Linked DNA regions of Mus musculus: region 2 is linked to region 1. A link is a loop called in an ENCODE intact Hi-C map of the cell type or tissue named here. Cell type or tissue: left cerebral cortex. All regions are shown on one strand. Links, peaks and the distances in the headings refer to the core of each region. The heading gives the core; the rest is flanking DNA.

Region 1 (10,215 bases), core at 1,583-9,582:
ACAGGCCAAAAGAGTTAAGGATGATGGGTGGACATCTGGAAAGATGCAGGCTGAGTTCTCACAGGGCAGCAGATGTGGCCTAGATGAGAAACGTTCTCCTTAATCTCAGGCCTTTGCGGCCTAGGTTCCCCAGTTTGTGGTGCTCTTTGGGGAGTCTTAAGTGGTGCAATCTTGCTGGAGGAGGTGGTCACGCGGGCAGGGGTCGGGAGGGGTGTGCTTTTTTTTTTTGTCAACTTGACACAAATATAGACAAGATAGGAGCACAGAATCTTAATTGAGAAAATGTTTCCATAAGAAACAGCCGTCAGGCCTTTACCCAATTAGAGATTGATGGGGAGAGTCCCACCCATTGTGGGTGGGGCCAGCCCATTGTGGGTGGAGCCATCCGTGGCCAGGTGGTCCTAGGTTCTCTGAGAAAGCAAGCTGGGTAAGCCATGGGTTGCAGGCCAGTAAGCGGCACCCCTCCGCCGCCTCTGCGTCAGTTCCTGCTTCCAGGTTCCTGTCCTGCTTGGGTTCCTGTAGCTGCGAAGAGCAGGGATACAGAAGTGTAAGCTGAATTAACCCTTTCCTTCCCTGGTTGCTTTTGGTCACAGCGTTTCGAACACATAACTAAGACTAAGACTGTGCCTTATGTCGTTTCCAGTGCACTCTCCCGGTTGCACGGCTGTGGGTGAGGATGTGAGCTCTTAGCTTCCTGCCTCCGGCTGCCATGATTCCCTACAGCAATGGACTATCCCCCCTCTGGAAACTTAAGCCCAAATAAACTCACCTGTGCTCTCCTGGGCTTGGGGTTCTATCGTAGCAACAGAAAAAAGTAACCAAGTCGGGGCTGGGGAGCCAGTGTTGGAAGGGTGCATTGGGCAAAGGGAGCTTGCTCGGCGCCAGCACATCTTCTAACCCTCCAGGTAGCCGGTGGTAAACATGGGCGTTTGATAGCTCAGGTAACACCTGCTCCTCCACCCCACCCTGGTCCTACGCAGTACTCGCTAAGGCATCAAATCCAAGTCTTAAATTCTGTGTTGACACCGAGATTCAGAGGTACAGCTGCTAGCCCAGGTCAATTAAAATGACTAAAATTCCTGCTAGATGTGTTCTGACCGTTTTTCTGACCGAGCTCTGAGCTGCTCCCCTTCCCAGGTCACCCCAGGCTCTGTCAGTATTTTGACACCGGTGCCCTTTGGGTGAGACCATCGTCTGTCATGGGGCACCCCTAGGTATACTGCCTTGGCCTCAACCCACTAGATATTAGAGGCACCTCCCCTCCCTCTGCTTGCTTAAACAGTTCCTGGGTGCACCCCAGGGTGGGGAGCTCTGTAATAAAGGTCACCGTCAACACTGAAGACAGAATCCCACTGTTTTTTCCACAGGGAGAGTCAAGTTGATTTATTCATTTTTGGTTTGTTGAGACGGGGTCTCCTGTAGCTCAGGCTAGCCTTGAAGTCACAACAGTCCAGGATGGCCTTAACTGCTAATCCTCCTGCCTCCACCTCCTGAAGGCTGGGATTACAGGTATACACCACCACACACTAGATTATGTGGTACCAGGGATGGAATGGGGTGCCCTAACCACTGAGCCTCAGTATATTGGAAAACTACACATAGACAGCCTGTTTCCCAACTGTCTTTGGCTTAACACATCCCTTCCTAGTCTCTCCCACATATACTAGTTTGGTGTTTGCAGTTTTTTGGTCTTTGTCCCTTTTTTTTTTTTTTTTTTAATGCCCCACCCAGAGTTAGTCCACTGCCCTCATTTATCATCAGGAAAAGGTCTCAGCCCACACCTTCCTCTTCAGCACATTCTTCTTCATGGGCTGTGTGTGTATGTGGGGGGGGGGGGGGTGCGGGTAGTTCCAGCAGAGGAAAAACCTGCAGAAAGCCAGTGGTGAGCTTTGAGTGAGCTACACAGAATATAAGGTCTTTCTTTGCCTGGCAGTTGTCATGGGAACCTGTAAGTTATCCTTGCAGCTTAAGAGCTAGAAGACATCTGCGTGGCCACCCCTGAGCCCACTACACTCAGTGACTTGTCTCCTGGTCACTTCAGCCATGTGTTGTGTATGCTTTGTGTGTGGGGGGGGAGGGGAGGTTAGGAACCTTGACTCTACCCATTAAAAAGCCAGCAACAGCCCCCCAGCTGTGGAAAAAACCCAACAACGCCTCCAGATGTTACTAAACACCTCCATGTGGGAAGTTGGGGTTCCATTGTGTGAATCTGGAAAGCACTGCTTTGAGTGGCTGTTTCACAATCTAAACCTAGAGGAAGCCCAGGCGTGAGCTCTGTGTGTCCTTCCTCATCTCTTGTTCTCCTCCTTGGTGGACGATTGTGTTCAGCATCCTCCCAAGAGTCTTGTCAGACCCACACCTCCCTTATTCATCCCGATGTCACATCTGCCCCACGCCTACCATCCAGTGTGCGATTACATAAGAAAGTTCTTAAACGAGATGTCTTAGTCACTGCTCTATTGCTGTGAAGAGACATCATAACTGTCTTAGAGTTTTACTGCTGTGAACAAACATCATGACCAAGGCAACTCTTAGAAGGACAACATTTAATTGGGGCTGGCTTACAGGTTCAGAGGTTCAGTCCATTATCATCAAGGTGGGAGCATGGCAGCATCCAGGCAGGCATGGTGCAGGAGGAGCTGAGAGTTTTACATCTTCATCTGAGGGTTGCTAGGAGAAGAATCACTTCCAGGCAACTAGGAGGAGGGTCTTAAAGCCCATGCCCACAGTGACACACCCACTCCAACAGGGCCACACCCACTCCAACAGGGCCACAAACTCCTAAGAGTGCCACTCCCTGGGCCAAGCCTATTCACACTACCACAGGAGCTCAGATGGGGGTGAGAGCAAGATATCTCTGTTCCTGGGTCACAGATCTCATGCTGCCAAGGGCTAACTCAGGCCTACTCTGGCCACTGACTGTGGTGCCTCTTAGGACTTTTATTGGGACATGACTACTACAGAGAATCATGGCACCTACTATGTGCTGGATGCCATGTGAGTTTGAGAGAGACGGTTAAAGGCCTGGGTGGTGGCCATAGCTGTCAGTGCCCTCGGGACAGTGTGTCAGTGGTCTGAACATCAATGTGTTATTTCCTGCATGATACTGGCAAGCTCACAGGATCACCTGCCTACGCACACATGTATACACACACACACACACACACACACACACACACACACACACACACACACACACACACTGTGGTCCTTCCACCAGGAGGCTTTGGGACCTTGGGCCCAATCTTTTGGAAAACTGGCTTCAGAATATCTTAGGTCAGCAATCGTGTCGAGTTCAGGAAGCGTGGCAGCCATACAAAGGGGCTGAGTGCCCACCCCAGGTCTCACCAAGTCTCCTCCCTGAGCCCTTTCCTTTGGTACTCATGAAGGTCACCAGTGAGCACTCTGCTATGCCATTCTGGTAGTCTGGGAGCTAATGCAGGGAGCACCACAAACTCATTTGCATCAAGGAGCTGCCTCCCTCAAGGCCTGCACTTTCCAATCAGCAACAGGGCTGCCTGCGGGGGGGGGGGGGGGGGGCTGCTGGAATTTAGCCACTATTGTGCAGAGAGGCAAGATGGGGTGGTGCAGAAACACCCCATCCCTTCTCCTTCGTGTTCTGAGGTGTGCCCTCCTTTCCAGACGTCTCTCTCCTGAACATTGGCAGACTGCAGGCTGTAAATCTAAAGGGGATAGTGAACTGTAGACAAATGAACAGACATGTCGCCGAGGGCACCTCACCGCCCTGTGTCAATCAGTGCTTTCTGGAAAGAGGTGGGACATGTTTCCGTGTCACCATGAACAGCTCTCTGCCCCTAAATCCCCATACCTCTTACATCCCATCTGTGTCTCTGGGAGGGAATGAATGTACCTGGACAGATTTTTTTTTCCCCCTTGGAGACAGTCATTTACTCTCATGCAGTCAGGGTATAAAACAATGCCAGGGCAATGATTTAAGGCTGTCTGTCTGTCTGTCTCCTTTCCTCCCCTTCTCTCCCAGTACACCCTCTGCTTCTTCTACCTTCCAAACGGGCTCTGATGGTTTCTGGTTTCAACCCCGGGCACTGTCACCAGTGTCTGTGTCCCAGTGTGAGTTAGTTAACATCTTTAAGCCTCTCAGGCCTCCCACCATGTCCTGGGTGGGTCCCACCTCCACGTCTCTCCTCGGCAGTTCAGAACAGAGAATGGAATTAGAGATGTCTGTAGCTTTCTCTATGCCCTTCTTCCTCCATCTCTGCCAAGCAGAACTCCAAGGGGATAGGGCTCTCTTGACACTGTGTTCTCAGTAGGGAAATCTCGCTGGGATCTTAGTCACAGGATTCCCTGGGGTGGGAACTGCTGAAGCCGGGAGCTCCAGGCCCTGCTGGCCTTTTTTGTCTTGTCTCTACTTCAGCGTGGGGTCTGGTCCTCTGCGTGCTTACCCCAGCACCCTCTGCTTGGCCTCTCTCTGTCCTCACTCCCTCTGTGCCTCGACTAAAAAATTAAAGAAGAAGAATATCTATTTATTTTATGTATATGAGTACACTGTAGCTGTCTTCAGACACACCAGAAGAGGGCATCAGATCCGATGACAGATGGTTGTGAGCCACCATGTGGTTGCTGGGAATTGAACTCAGGACCTCTGGAAGAGCAGCCGGTGCTCTAAACCACTGGGCCATCTCTCCTGCTTCTGTGCTGCAAATTTTGAATATTTCGACAGTGAGCTGATGCTGGCGTGTTGTTCCCTCCCCCCATGAGGAGGGACCCCAGCAGCGTCATACTGAGTAAGAGGCATTCTCTCCTCCAGCCGTCAGACTACTGAGTCAGGTGCTGTCTGATATTCATTTCCTTTCTTTCCCTCTCTCACTTCCTCCCTCCCTCAAGCCTATTACCATAACAGCAGAGCTGAGGACAGGACAGCGCAGCCCTGGTTCTGCAGATTCTGTTGCTAAGGAAACCACTTCCTTGGTTACCAGGCTGGGTACATTTGTCTCACTAGGCCTGGATCCCACAGAGCCACCCCCCACTCTGCAGGATGAGGAGATGAGGGTGGGAGAGAGGGAGGAAGGGAAGAGGAGAGAAGTAGAGAGCTCTAAGATCAAGGGGTAGAGGTGGGGGAGACACGTGCAGCATTAGTGGGGAGACTGAGAATGGGAGGGCAGTGAGGAGGACAATGAGGAGGATGGCGAGGAGGACGGTGAGGATGGCGAGGAGGATGTTGAGGAGGATGGAGAGGAGAACTGAGGAGGAGGAGGATGGTGAGGAGGATGTCGAGGACAGTGAGGAGGACAGTGAGGAGGATGGAGAGGAGGACTGTGAGGATGATGGAGAAAGACAGAGGGGACAGTCAGGGGCAGGCAGAATGGAAAGGGACAATAAGACAGCTGGAGGAAGTCAGACCTCAAAGAGGGAAATCGGGGCTTTAAGGCAAAAAGGAGGAGGGATGAGGAGAAAGAAAACAGAGTGGCAAGGAGACTAGTCCTAGGAGGAGCTGCCTGCATCCCCCCTGCCTCTCCTCTCCCCTCCCACACTGGATGCAGCCGCCTCCAGGGCGCCTAGGGAAACAAACCTGGAATTGATTCCCATAATCAGCTGTATTCTACTTGAGTCTGGGAGTCACTGTGGGAAGACAGCAGGATCCAGCCTGGATGACCCCCAGTTCCCTGCTCCTGTCCACACTGCTTTCCCCAGTGAGAGTCTTAGCCCTGGAATCAATGTCCATGTTGGGGCTCAGCAGTCTCTGCCATTCATAGGGGCCACCAGGGGCCTCGCTCCCCTCCCCCAAATGCTTTCTGTGAACCCCGCAGAGATGTAGAGTTCTTCTTTTTAATAATTTTAGCAGTCAGGATTCTCTCATGCTGCTTCCTTTCCTTTCCTTTTTTTTCTTTGTAAAGGTTTATTTATTTATTTCATGTATGTTGAGTACACTGTAGCTGTGTTGTGAGCCATCATGTGCTTGCTGGGAATTGAATTCAGAACCTCTGCTCACTCCAGCCCTGCTTGCTCCGGCCCAAAGATTTATTTATTATTATATGTAAGTACACTGTAGCTGTCTTCAGACACACCAGAAGAGGGCATCAGATCCCATTACAGATGGTTGTGAGCCACCATGTGGGTTGCTGGAATTTGAACTCAGGACCTTCGGAAGAGCAGTCAGTGCTTTTAACCGTTAAGCCATCTCTCCAGCCTGAGATGGAGAGTTCTTAAGTCCTTTTTTTAAGTCTCTGAAACAGGGCACACAGGGCCTGTGGTGGACTGGTGGTAATTCATGCTCAGGAAGTATGTGTGAGTTAAAAAAAAAAAAAAGCTACTTTCATTCCTCCCAAGTCTGAAATATAAAGACTTGATTCCAGATGGCCACAGGAAGGGCAGGCATCGGTTGTCGTGACAGGCGCTTACAGCCCAGCCTCACCCCTGGCTATGGACTTGTGACATTAGAAAGGAGTGGGAGGCAGATGCCTTATGGTCCTGAGACAAGAATCTAGGCCAGCTTGATGTCACATGGCTTCCTTCAGTGGGAACAGGTGGGTGAAGGTAGCCTCAGAGACATAGATGGGTCTTAGGTTCAAAGCAAGGATCTAAGATTGGTCAGCCCAAGTTCAACGGTCTAGGATGGAGGGGGGGGGGTGGCTCTGACAGGTCAGACTTGGTTTAACACTGACACCTTAGTTGGCCCCGGCCCAGATGAGCTCAGTCACCCAGCATGGCCTCAGTGAACAGCTTTCCCTCCCCCCAGGGACTGTCACTGAAGTCTTTCTTCCTGCTCTTCCAGCATTGGTGGCCCAGGACTCTGGGTGGGGAGAAGCCCCTCTCTGCTTTCTCTCCACCCATCTCAGCAGCCCCACTCCCTCACTGCCCACAAGACAACATTAAAAGCTCCTCCTTCCACTGACTGGGGAAGTCTCTGGTCACAGCCTTCTCCACAGAAGGCCCAGTCTAGTTGGTGACAGAAGCCAGGAGGAGGTTTGTTGATGGAGATGGGGAACTGCGGGGTCCCTGGGCATCTCTCTCCCACAGACACTCTGCTCCACATCTGTGCATGATAAACCCAGAGAAGTTCACACCTTAGGCCTTCCCTCTCCTCTCTCATTCACACATACACACACACTCCCCCCCGCCCCCCGAGGAAACACTCCATGTGTGAACATGCCATACACAACTGGGCAGCCAGTTAGCAACAAAACTCTCTTTTAATGATAGTGTTGACCTGAGGAATCTTCGAACAGAAAGTTCGTGACCAGAGGAGGCCACTTGCAAAGAACTGGCCCATGTTTTGGACCCAGAGTCTCTCAGAGAGCTTAGACCTCCAAGCAGGAGGGGAGGCTAGGCCCTCTACTGCCCAGTGAAAAGAAAACTAGAAATTAGTCTGGGGCGGGGGAAACACCATACAAAATACATTCAGAGCCCCCTTGGCTGAGCCCTGGGGTGGTCCAAACCCTCCAGATGAGGGCGTTGGGAAGGGAAGCCAGTCCTTTTTTGTGTGGCCAGTGTCCAAGGGGCAGAATGTCTTGGTCATATTCCTCTTAAAAAAATATATCTCTCTTTTCACGAATCTTCTCCAGGGTTCCTTGGCTAGGTGGGAAGGAGTGTTCATTTGCCCCGCCCCCCCACCCCCCAGGCTGCGGGGGTGGAGGTGGGGGAGGGGCTGCTCCGGTCAAAAGAGCAAGGGGCTGTGACTATGGCTTTTGCGTTTATGTAATGGGAACGGTGAAGGGCTGGAGGGGAAGCCAGAGGGATCCAAGGTGGGGGAGACGGGGATCCTGGATGCATGCTTCCTAAAACGTGATCAGTGACTTGAGTCAGAAATCCTTTGGTGTCTAAGCGTCTTCGAGAAAGAGCAGCGGCATAATGGGAATGGAAAGCCATTCTTAGTGGGGACTCTGAGGAGTCCCCAGTTGGGGCTGGCCCTGTCGGGTTGCAAGCAAGGGAAGGGAGGCTGATGGCTTAGAGGGTAGGGGACAGTTTTGGGTGTGGCTCTCTCTGAGTTGGAGCACTTTTGTTCCCTGCCCTGGGGTAGTGGAAGGACTCCCTGGTTAAGGGATCAATCCAGGCAGTGTAAGATAGCCAGTTCAGGTCCCACCCTGCAATGTTGGGTCCTCTGGGCTTCCGTATGTGGCACATGGCCAACCTGTTGGGTTGGTTTTTGGTACCTAAGGGACTTTGGAAGAAGGATCAAGAACCCCAACGTCACCCTCATCCCCAAGACACGACAGCACGAGCAGACAAGACAGGGTTGCTGTCCTGGAGGGGGGGCAACACCCGGCTTGGGCCTCTTATGTGCTTTAGCCTGGGGCGGTTCCCACTGTAATGCCAGAGCACCAGTCTCCATGGTCCTCAGAAGTGAGACGCCCAAGGCCACGGAGACAGGTCCCAGCCAGCTGTCTGTCACACAGAGGTGGCCTGAGAGAGATCAGAAAGCTGGTGCCTGCTCAGGGGAAGAGGCAGGGGCCCACACAGTCAGAAGAGGGTCATTGCTTGCAAAATGTCCATCAGCTGCCACAGCCAGACCCTCCCAACCTCTGCCAGATAGCCTCTCCCTTCTCCCACCACCAATAGCAGGGTCTGGGATACTCCAAACCAGGCAGCCTACTCTCCAGGGAAAGGTGTCTAGATATCTCCTCCTCCTGAGGCCTCAGAGGGGCCTTTCTGAAGGCAGGCAGAAGCCTGGGGCTGTCTTTGTGCCAGAGGGAAGCCAGCTCTTTGAAGCCAAGGGGCACCGGATGCTGGGTCCCTCCCTGGCTGCCCATCATCTTGGGCCATAGGCATCAGGCACCCCAGTGAGGTTGCGGCTACGTAGTGCCGTGTCCACCATTCGGATGTAGGCGGCAATGGTCCTGCGCATCTCGGCTGTGTAAGGGTCATACTCCAGCTTGCGCAGCCCCGAGCGCTTGAAGTTGCCGTCCTTCTGGCTCTCCACGCACAGCAGCCGATCCTCCCTGACCGCCACGCCCAGCAGGCTGACCATGCGGCCCAGCTGCGTAAACAAGTCCTGCTTCAGGTCCTCGAAGTGCACCACCAGGACGGTCTTGCCAAACTTGAGCCAGTCCAGCGTGTGCGTGGCCCACCACGGGGCATAGTTCCTCACGAACTCGGGCCACTCTGCGGAGAGAGCAGAGCGTCAGCCCGCCACTAGATAGATGGGCAGATGACAAACCTTCCGGACGCCTGAAACCCACGTGTGCTTTTTTGGGTAACACACCCCTGGCTGGTGCCTGGTTTACTACAGGCACAGCCCTACCTATACACAGAACCACAGCCTGAAAACAGATACCACCAAACTGCGGAGGCACAGAGATGCTGGGTTATACAGGAAGGGCTGGGAGCAGAGAGCACTCGCTTGCCAAGATTGCTGGAAGCTCTGGGTTTGGACCCCAAGAAGCTGTATGGGTAGAGACTGTAGTTCTGTGGGGGAGGTTGGAATGTTGCAGATCCAAGGACTAATTAGCTTACCTTGGGCTAGGCCTAGACCTCTGGAACACCTAGGTAGTGACAATTTTGGTTTCTTTAGGAATATAAGAATTTGCTTTTGCTTTAATCCCAGGTGTGGGTAGGGGCCGCTTCAGACTGTCCACAGCAGCTGTCTTATGATTTGCCTTGTGCCCTAGCAGGCAGATCATTTTGCCAGCTGCAGATGGTTTCTGCAATTGTGTGACACCGGGGATTCCGGGGACTTTTCAGAGGGTAGATAAATGCTTGAGCTTAGAGTGGGGAGAGTTGTTGGTTGTGGTTTGTTGAGTAGTTGTACATAAAAGAAGAGAAAGAAAAAATAATACATAAAAATAAATAAAAAGGAGAAAGAAAAAATAAAAAGGGGAAAGAAAAAATAAAAAGGAGAAAGAAGAAAAATTTGGATTCTAATGGCAAAGATCTAGGAGCCCTAAGAAATTTGACACACGTAATCGGTAGGAACTAGTCTAACCATAATAATATTCCTTTTTCCTTTCCTCTCTTGTCTTTTTTTCTTCTTCTTTCTGGTGTTAGGGGTTGAAAGGGTGGAAGAAAAGAGGGGAGAAGGGTGGAAGAAAACAGAACCCACACTGTAGCAAAGACTGTCTGCACAGCTCACTCTTGCAAATCTGTCTGTTGGAACTAACACCCCCCCTACTAGTAGAAACCTTTTGGAATCTATTAACAGACAAGACATGGGCTGGCGAGGTGGCTCAGCGGGTAAGAGCACTGACTGCTCTTCTGTAGGTCCCAATCCCAGCAACCACTTGGTGGCTCACAACCACCTGT
Region 2 (10,215 bases), core at 826-8,825, 50 kb before region 1:
AGTGGGGGAAGATGGAGTTCAGAGAGGGAGGCACAAGGTGTCTTTCTTGTGCAAGGTCACACAGTTCACAAAAACTGGAACTCACGAACCTTATTCGTGTCCAGTGGTCCCATTGCATGTGGGAGCACTCACAGATGTGTGTGCATACGTTCCAGTGTGTGTGGAAGTGTGGCTAGGGTGGAGATGTTTTTGGCTGGACTACCTCAGGACTCAGCATAGGGAAGTGACCATTGTTCCAAGTGTCCAGCACGACTGTCCCAGGCACTGGTCACGCAGAGATGGAGGTGTCTCGGCTGAGGCTGTGACTGGGCTGGACTCATGGGGTGAAGAGAAGAAACCCTGGAAGATCGAGAAGCCAGAGCGAGTCAGGCCCAGGTCCTGTCCATCAGACCCTCAAGAAGGGGGCAACTTGAAATATAGACTTGCCAGGCAGTGGTGGCGCACGCCTTTAATCCTAGCACTTGGGAGGCAGAGGCAGGCAGATTTCTGAGTTCTAGGCCAGGCTGGTCTACAGTGTAAGTTCTAGGACAGCCAGGGCTACACAGAGAAACAGTGTTTCAAAAAAACAGAGAGAGAAAGAAAGAGAGAAAAGAAACAGACTCTTGTTCATTAGCTCAACAAGCACTTTCTAGTACATACTCTGTGTCAGCAAGAGCAAAGCAACATTCTTCCCACTAGGAACCTCCATGATAGTAGAGTGCTGATCTGCAGAGGGACATTCCAGAGGTGCTTGATAGAACATTTCCCACAGGTGGATCTTTCTGTGCTACCTCTAAGAGGGAGCCCTAAGCCAGCCCCAGGATGCAGGGCAAGGACCTGTTCATGGCAGCCACTTGGTGATACTTCCGGACTCTGGGGCCCCTCGATGTTTCTGGTTCCAGGCAATAGTGGGAAACCAGACAATTTGTTTCTCTTGGTAGCTCGGCATTTTGCAGGGAAGGCCTCAAGTAAGATTGGAAAGAGTGGAGATTTTGGTGCTGCGGGGTGGAGGCAGTGGGTTTCCATGGGGCTGCCGATGAAAGAAATGTTCTTGACAGAAGCCAGTTGGCAGTGGCCAGTGATCCCAAAGCCAGCTGCTCTGTCCGGGGAGTCAGCTTCTAGCCTTGCCCCTTGGCCTCCTCATCCCAGCCTCCTTCTATCTGCTTGGGCAGATCTGAGCAGCCTTTGGCTGCAGCCTGGGTCCTATGTCTGAGCTCTGGTGGGGGTGCCTGGGCGTCCCCTGTCCATGTGCTGTGTAAATGTTGGAAGTACCCATTGCTGATTCAGCAGGGCCCAGGGTCACTTCTGCTTTCTCAGGATACAGGTTCTGAGATCTCAGCCCAGGCTGGTGATGCAGTAGTTCTTGTGCAAGGAGGTGTGTGGTCAGGGAGACTGAGCGGAGGGCACACGCAGTGTTCCCTGGGTGGCAGGGGCTGTGAGCAGACAAGGAGACCCTGCTGAGCCACGTGGGACAAGTCCCGCAGCTCTGGTTTGGCTCCTGAGTCTCCTCAGTCCTATCCTCTCTCAGAGTTGCGTAGGATGTTGTGGTCTTTGGCCTGTAGTCCCTGCCCAGTGAGTGTCAGGGTTGTGGTTAAGGACAGATGTTCAAAGCTCTATCCCTGTTGTATGACCTTGTCTGAGAGTCTGCAGAGTCTCCGAGGGTCTTGTGTGAGAGGGACAAGTTCACACTGGGCTAGTTTCCTTTCTGTCGCTGTGGACCACAGCCTGACTAAAAGCCGAGGAGAGGGTTTGTTCAGCTCACAGTTCCCGTCACAGTCAATCACTGAGGAGAAGTCAAGGCAGAAACTCAAGCACCTAGTCACGTCACAGCCGCAGTCGGGAGCAAACAGTAAAGCTGTCCTGGCTGCCTGCAGGCTCCCGCAGCGGGCTGGGTCTTCTCACACACACACACACTCACACACACACACACACACACACACACACACACACACTCTCACACACACACACACACACACTCTCTCACACACACACACACACACACACACACACACTCGTGATAAATTAGCAGTTACTACAGCTTCAGGATTACATCCTCCCAACCTCCCCACCCCCACCCCCACGCAGTTCCCGTAATTTTCTCATTGATCACAAATATTGAGTGACTTTTCGCTGTGTCAATTCTGGGAGTCAGGATGCGGCCATCTTTGAGGGTCTGTCCATCATTGCAAGCGACAGTGAGGGCAAATGCACGTGTTGAGAGGTTCAGACCATTTCTCTTCCTTGTGATTGGCTCTGAGGAACACAGTATAGACCAATGAGCACAGATGTGGGTGTGGCCAACCAGCTGCAGGCTGTGCCAGGCATAAGAAGTCTTCCGGTCTGGTCTCAGCTCTGCACGCTGGCGCTGGCATCGTGGAGGAGGGTTCAGGTACTTGATTTAGCGTGTCAGGGAGTTGCTGACAGCAAGTGACTGCGCTGCTGTGGAAGGGGATGGTGATAAAGCCCTACAGGGCTGTCGTGAGGATTACAGTGTGTAGAGCCTGGGTGGGGGGTCTGAAGAGGCTCAGCACGCTCACAAGAGGGCCCAGGCAGCCTCATTCTCTAGACTGAGAGTCCCTCTGTGGCAGGTGTAGGTACCTTCCATGCACGAGACGCCCAGTGTCAGCTCCATGCTGGCAGCCAAAATTGCTGGTAGGTTTGCCAGTGAGGCCACGTGTGCCAGCTAGGGTAGGAACCAGCTGCCCAATCAGGCTTGTTCTCTGACTCTCAGATTCTGTCCCTCAGTGCAAAAGCACGCAGCTCTAGGGTCTGCTACCTGCCACGTTGGCTGTCTCCTCGTCCTGCCTCCCCAACCCCCAGGACTGGAGCCTAGGACATCTTACATGTAAGGCAATCACTAACTCTGAGACACACCTCTGCCTCAGCCCTTGTTTTTTTTTTTTTCTCCCTTTATTTCAGGGGATTGGGTGGAGGTGGAGGGCCAGGTCTGATTAAATTGCTCAGGCTGGCCTTGAACTTGAGATTCTCCTGCCTTAGCCTCCCAAGTAGCAGGGCTTACAGGCCGAGGCCACAGGGGCTCTTCACACCAGCACAGAATCACGCCTGCTACCTTCCGAGGGCTAACGCTGGGTCAGGCCAGTCCAGATTCAGAAGGAGGGGAAATAGAGTCGGCCTTTTAATTGGAGGATTGACTTGCCACACTGTCAGGGGCTATTATGGTGTCTTTAAGGCTTTCTAACAGACTTAACTCTAAAAACCAATGGAGACAACACCAAATGGGGTGACCACTTTACCACCCGAGATTCTCCACACTCCCATTTATCAGATGGGAAAAATAAGCCAGGGAGGCTGTGGGCAAGCTGAGAGGTAGCCTCTGTGCCTGAGCATCTATTAAACACCTGCTTTGCTGTATGCTCATGGCAGAGGATTCGGAAGGAGTCAGTCCTGCCTGGAGAGCTCTTGGTTGCGCAGGAAGACAGCTGAGTGAGGAGACAGAGATTAGGCCCTGAGAGGTCAGAAGGCAGGCTTTCCCCCCTGGGATGCTTGAAGCACACCACTCCTGGGGTAGAAGCACTATCCACCCAGTTGGCAAGGCCAGTGGGTGCTTTTATTTTTTTGACCAAGGGCAAATTGTCAAACACACACACACACACACACACACACACACACACACATACACACACACACTGTCTTCTGGAGACACTGGGTGGCCGAGGGCTATAGGCACAAAGAGAAGATGGCTTTCATAGGAATGACTGGAAATAAATCCTCAGACAAGAAGCCTGCCTTTGAGCTGGGTTCAAAGCATGAGCTGGCCTCTAGTTGCCCAAAGGAAAGTTGGCAGGGATAGGAGCCGCGAAGCAGGGAAGAAAGCACGGATCAGGGGTCAAAGGCAGATGACTATGGGGTCTGTGGCACAGGGAGAGTCTGCAGGGCTCTGCAGGACCCCAAAGGCCCCACCCAGTTTCCTGGGTGGCCGGACATGCTCCATTTTATCAGCGTGTGGTATATCTGCCCTCTCCAGACTCAGCACTCAAGTGTGAAGTTTCGAAAGTAGAAGATTTCAGACAACCACAACTGACTGAGTTTGTAATTCAAAGTCTGGGGCTTTATGTCCTGGGTTGTTTGGCCATTAAACTGGGTTGTCAGGAGGTCCCAGGAGCACATTAGAGAGGGGTTTCAGGATTTGAACCCTGATCTTCCTCTGGCATGTGTGCTGATTCCTTCCTGCAGAGGCAGGCTCCATCACACATGATACATGCAATAAACATGCCACGTATACACACCACATATACACTCCACATATACACAGACCCAGCAGGCACCACAGGATCCTGTCGACGGGAAGGAAACCAAACCACAGGAGGTTCCTGAGGGGATGTGGGTGGTTTCAGTCTGGGATCTGGGTCATGAAGAAAAGGGACTCTCTTTTCCATCCTATCTGAAGGGACAGCAGCCTCCCGGTCCAGATCCTTCCCCAATCCCACTGCCTCCCCACAAGGTCACACCTTGGGGCCATCCTGACAGTGTTGTTTTCTGACACTGGTGGATGGGAAGCCTGGGAGGGAGGACATGGTCCTATTCTACAGCCAGAGAAACTGAGGCCTGGGTGGGGTGGGTGCTTTTCCTCTCTCCCTCCCTCTCTCCCTCCCTCTTAACTCACAGGGTCTTGATTAGTCAGACACAGAGTCTGTTCGGTGTCTACACTGACACCCACGGCCAGCCTCTCAGACAGAGCCTGGGGACCACAGTGGTTCTTCAGCAGCATCCTGCCTGCCTTAGCAGGCGTGACAGTGGGCACTGGGGGCGGGGGCGGGGGAGGTTCTCAGTGGGGCTGGCATGAGGAGAAAAGAGCTCCAGCCATCCTGGGGTGTGGGAGAAGACAGATGAGGCGCTTAGCCCTCACTGGGGAGTGTAGTCAGGCAGCCTCTTAGTGAGACAGCTTCAGTTTCCCCATCTGAGAAATGAGTTGTAACAATGGTTTTGAAGGATTTTTTGGGGGGGGGGATCTTTTAAAAAATTAATTGGGCTGGAGAAATGGCTCGGCAGTTAAAGAGCACTGGCTGCTCTTGCGGAGGACCTGGGCTCAATTTCTAGCACCCACACAGCAGCTCACAGCTGTCTGTAACTCCAGTTCCAGAGATCAGCCATTCTCTTAGACACACAGGCATAAAATAAATACATAGACTTTATTTAAAAATCAACTAGTTATTTATTTATCTTTATTTCCTAAGCCCATTCAAAGAGGTTGGATCTGGGCCAGTGGGAATCCGACTAATCGTGTCAGCAGGGATGCAGGGTGCATCCCTGAGTGCTGGCCTACCTCAGAAGGGCTTAGTTTCAGCGTTGACTTGGCCCTGCTGTTTGTATCCTGGTAACTGCCTGGTCCTTAGCCACAGGCATGGATTCAGTTAGACAGGATGTGGTGGGCAAACTGAACCACCTTTAAAAAAAAAAGAGAGAGACACTTGCAGGCTGGGACAGTGCTCTGTGGCCTTAGGTGATAGGAAGGGGCCGGTTAGGCAGAAGGTGGCCGGTCCCCTAGATGCTCTGGAGCCTCCAGTATGGCTGGCCAACCCTGGGGAAGGGAGCACCCTGCTTGTTCTCTTTGGGATGCTGTGTGAAAGCACTGAAGCCCCCTGCAGATCTTGGGCTCCTTAAGGCTAGGGTTCTGGGTTGCTTCTTCGGAGAAGGATGCAGAGTGTGGAGTGCTTGCCTTTGTCTTAATGCCCCCCCTCCCCCCATCGCCTACCCACTCTTGCTCTTTCTCTGCCTCCCTTCCTCTTCTTCCACCCCTCCCCACCCCCACCCCCGCTCCTGGGAAAACCATGGCTCATGTCGGACCGCAGAGGAAGGGGTCTGGGTGGCTCCTCCTCTCTGGAGCTGACTACTCTGTGGTGAGACCCTGCTACCAGGTTGTGGGAGGGAGTGTCTGGGCTGCCTAAATTCACACACTCAGTAGCTCCACCTGGCAACCCCCACATCCTAGTGCTCAATAGACCCTCGGGCTGAGTGAAGGAGCAAACCTAACAACAGAGGGACAGTTGGGGGCAAGATCTGGAGAGTCACTCAAGCCCCTCCTTCCCCCATCTCTCTCAGGAAGAGCAAACTTAACCATAATTATTGTGAGGGCATGTGGTGTTTTATTTTGAAAGCACATAACGTTATTTTTGAGGACGTGTGTGTGCAGGCCTGCATCGAACACTTTGCGAATCCTGTGTCCCTTGGCGTAAGTCTTTGTGTTTCAAACATTGACACGGCTCTTGGGCTGGGCATGATGGTACATGCATGTCACCCCAGTCCTCAGGAGGCTGAGACAGGAGGGTGAGGAGTTCACTTGAGGTCACTCAGGTTAGACTCTACCTCCAAAAAACAAACAAAAAGGAATGGAAAATAACTTCAAGCCTCCGTAAGCCTCCGGGAGAGGTGGAGGCTGAGATGGCCTCACATCACCATCACGTGGCTCATGAGAAACTTGGAGAGTTGCCTTGTGGTCATAGGGAGTCCCCAGAAGATAATTGGTGTCTTCCTCGTGCCTTTACCCCCCTCCCCACAGGTAGTAGGGGCAAAGAGGTTAAATAACTTGCCCAAGACACACAGTCAATTTTGCCCTGTGTTAGAGTTTGAAGCCTTAACCACAGGGTCACAAAGGTGTTACCACTCCCATCTGTCATCTCACACGTGTGGCAGGGCAGCTGAGATCAGTTTCCTGGACAGTGTGACAAATCCTTCCTTGTAGAGCCTAGGGGGAGCCTGATAGGGGATATAAGCGAGTCGGAGGACATTCTTGGAAGTTCTACTGAGGACTGTGGCTCAGATACCCATCTTGGATGACCCCAGAGGTAAAGACTGAGATGGCGGTTTGGGTGGTCTTGATGTGTTGAGGGTGTGTCTCTCACTCAGGCTTGTGGCCAGGATACTTTAAAAGTGGGTACTTTTTGCATTGTGAATTTTTTTCCCTCCAAAATGTAAAGCTGTCTGGGAAATCGTTATGTTTGGTTAGAGAGTTTGGGGATACCCTTCTCCCCTAAACTTGTGTTCCAGGCCAGCATCTCGCTCTCCCAGCTCTGTGTGTGAAAGAGGAGAGCATCCTAGGGTATTTTCTGTTGCTGATAACTCCATTTGGAGGCCTGCTGAGGGACAGGAGAGGAGACTCTTGGGGGTCACTCTCAGCCAAGGCTTAGAGCGGTGTGGTTGATAACCCTATTCAACAGTAGCAGTGTCGGGGCTGGGAGATGGCTCAGTGGGTAGGGACAGTTCCTCTGGAAACAGGGGAATCTGAATACCCAACACCCATTTAAGAAGCTGGCCATGGACGTGCGCGCCGGTGACGCTATCACTGGGGTCCGGAGGCAGGTGGGTCCTGAGAGTGTGCTGGCTGGCCAGACTGTCCAAACCAGTGAGATTCTGATTCAGCGGGGGCCCTTTGTCACTAGGAGATGAGGTGAAAGGTGACAGAAGAAGAAACTTGGTGTCCTGCTTAAGCACGCGTTCAGGTGTGCAGACCACACGGTACGACAACGCGGGTGCTCATGGATTTGCAGGGCGCCACCCTGGGCCATGGACTGGGTTCCACCACGGGCTGCGCACTGGGTTCTCTGCCATGTGCACAGTTGCTCTAGGGTTTGTCTTCCTTTTCTCCCATTCTGATACCCGCCCTGTGATGTATGCACTAACTATCACTACATCACTTGGGGACACTGACACAGAATCCAAGCATCCAGTTCTCCTAGGGGCTGCATAGCAGAACTGGCCTTTAGCCCGGAGGCTGGGCTCCAGAGCCGAGACCGGCTGTTATCTCGACGGCACGAATACCGCTTTGGGGCTCTGTTCCTGACTTCTCCATCTTTTAGTTATGTGTTGTTGAGCAAGTTTGCCTAACCGTCCTGAACTTCAGTTTTCTCTCCTGAGGAGGTTACCAAGGAGTAACTGCTTGTTGGGCCGCTGAGGTCAAATAAGGAGTGAGGGGAGTCTGAGGAGGGGTGGGGAGGAGCCTGAGGAGGGCTAGGGAGCGATGGGGAGGAGCTTCAGGGTCTGGCAGTAGGGTCCAGGGTTTCAAGGGTTTTCATTCCTGGCTACTGACCCCAGAGGCCTTAGAAACCTGAACCAGCAGAGAAGCCACAGCCAAGACTCTTGGCAGAAGGGCAAAGAACCAGAGAGGGGGGACAAAGGTTCCTCTGTCAGCCACTCAGGGAGGGAGTGATGGAAGAGCCATGAGTGTTCCAAAGAACAGGCCTCCTGCCCAGGGGCAGGCTGGCACTCCGGCCTGCCAGGGACTGCTCCTGGGCCAGGCTGGAAGATTCTTCCGGACTCTTCTTGAAGGGTTTGGGAGGTGGCTTCTTCCTCCCACTACCCCACACCCGGGGTTTTTGTTATTTTATTTTAGACCCCAATAAAAAATAGAAATGCAATTTCAAGATGGCGACTGCCAGGGGTCCTCAGCATGCCAGGTCACCTCCAGACCACCCCCACTCCTTGCACACACAGGCTCCAGCCTCAGTCTCAGGGATGACACTGGGGATGTGCTCTGCGAAGAGCCTGCCTCTCTAGCTCCCTGGCTACTCTCTGAACCCCACCATCCGGATACACCCATAGGGTTGCCTAGAGAGCCAGCCAACCGGTGCCCCGCAGAGCTCCTGTTTCCCTGCTCCCTGCAGCAGCCCCAGATGCAGCAGGTAGAGGTGGAAACCGAAGGACTAGCTCTCACAACCAGAGCCAGAGCAGGTATTTCCGTGACTGTGCTGCAGGTGTGTAGCTGGGCTGAGTGAGGACCGTGTGGCATCAGAGGACGTTCAGAGGACGTTCTTCACCGCTTAAAACAGCCTGGCTCTGTGAAAATGGGCGGGCAGTGTTTCCCCATTATAGAAGCCCTTCAGGGGCAGAACATTTACCTAGCAGGCACAAGGAAAGCCCTGAGTGCTCATCTCAGCCACCACATTCCAACAAAACAAACCAAAAGTTACAAAGGATAACACAAAGGGAAACTTAAAACAACAAACTCTGGTAAGCCGGAGTGGAAGGCTAAGGATTCAGTTGTAACATTGTAGCACATATAACAAGATTGCTTACAACAGTGTTACATTAAGAAACTAGGCAGAGACCAAGTGCCCCGCCTGATAACATCCTAACAGTAAGGAATTGGTAGCAAGAGCACATGCCCTGGGGAACTGGTTATTGAAAAGCTGGTAAGCCTAACACTGAAATACTATGCAGCTATCTGGAAGGGTGAGCTATGTCTTACCATCTCCCAAATCTACTACTGGGTAAGGAGGGCATGTGTATATTTTCTTCAATGCAAAGTGGGAGGGAAATCAGGAAAATCCTTTGTAACTACCCAGAGGCTATAAAAAGACACCCAAAAAACTAGTAGAAGGAGCAGGATGCCCTGGGATATGGACGGTGGTGTGGGAGGGGTAGTAGGGCTTCTCTTTATAGTTCGACATAGTGTGAACATCTCTAAATAGAGTTGTATCACCTAGTCAGAAACGTAATAACTAAAAATAGATCAAACTTGAGTCAGGAGTAGAGGGCCTCCCAGGAGACATCAATAGCAAACGTTCTGTTTTGAGCATGTGCAGGAAACTTCTGGGCCTCCGTCATCTTCCTGGACAAGTCTGGGACTTTGAACCACCTCCACTTTCTTTTCCCTGTCACCGGGGAAGAGTCCTGTGGGGCTCATGTAGGAATCTGCTGAGTTCCGCATCTTCTGGCCAGCTGGGGTGGGCATCTGGCAGCTTCCTGTGGGCCAAGCTGGTGTTTCAGCACAGGTCTGCTGTCTCTCTCCCAAGGCAATTGGGAGACCGAAGCTTTCAGGAGAACTACGGCTCTCCTCAATGCTCCCTTCCAACGGCGGTAGAAGTTTCTAGAGAAGTCACTGACCCCATGCTCAGTCCATAAAATGGCCTGAGATGTCTTAACCCTTCTGGATGCTGCCAGGACTTTCCCAACCACTGTCCCCCCACGTTGTCACCAAACAGCTTTGGTTGAGTAATGCCTCTTCCGAACAGGGCTGCAGGTCAGGGCAGAGCTCCTTGCCGGGGCGTGCAAAAGGCCCTGGGGTCTGTCTCCAGCATTTCGTAAGTCAGTGAATAAAAAACAAACCTCAGCCTTTCTGTGAGGTCACCCAGAGCCCTAGATAAGCTTCCAGGGGCTCCTCCTCTGCTCAGCACAGGGGCTTCTCCATTGCCAGGGACTCAAACCCCCTAGAGCAGAGCTCAGGCTGCTCCTGCCAGGTCTCTAAGTCTTGACTCTTTTCTCTGATCTTATAGCCTATCC

What was found. Peaks named below come from ENCODE experiments on the same cell type or tissue, not always from the same donor. Only the 100,000 strongest peaks of a DNase experiment are listed, where the experiment ranks them.
Region 2: it touches region 1 in a loop (3-fold over the local background); 4 of 42 quality-filtered maps call a loop at or near these places.

The regions. Positions count from the first base shown.
Region 1 is chr5:113,586,656-113,596,870 of GRCm38, reverse strand. It overlaps Wscd2 (WSC domain containing 2), which reads right to left. Exons shown (of 9, transcript NM_177292.3): 9 at 7,146-9,078. The coding sequence ends at 8,726. Among named protein-coding and RNA genes, the nearest start is that of Gm42002, 11 kb to the left of the region's middle. In left cerebral cortex, for the core only: CTCF peaks have their summits at 4,547 (motif pointing right) and 6,077 (motif pointing right); DNase peaks (open chromatin) are centred at 5,451, 6,441, 6,832, 7,778 and 7 more places; H3K27ac peaks cover 6,287 bases.
Region 2 is chr5:113,635,721-113,645,935 of GRCm38, reverse strand. The region is part of intron 1 of Cmklr1 (chemokine-like receptor 1); the gene reads left to right. It overlaps Gm15736 (a long non-coding RNA gene), which reads right to left and starts at 1,765. Exons shown (of 3, transcript XR_387582.4): 1 at 640-1,765; 2 at 203-339. In left cerebral cortex, for the core only: no CTCF peak of the experiment used is centred there; DNase peaks (open chromatin) are centred at 2,623, 4,677, 5,226, 8,115 and 2 more places; H3K4me3 peaks cover 277 bases; H3K27ac peaks cover 5 bases.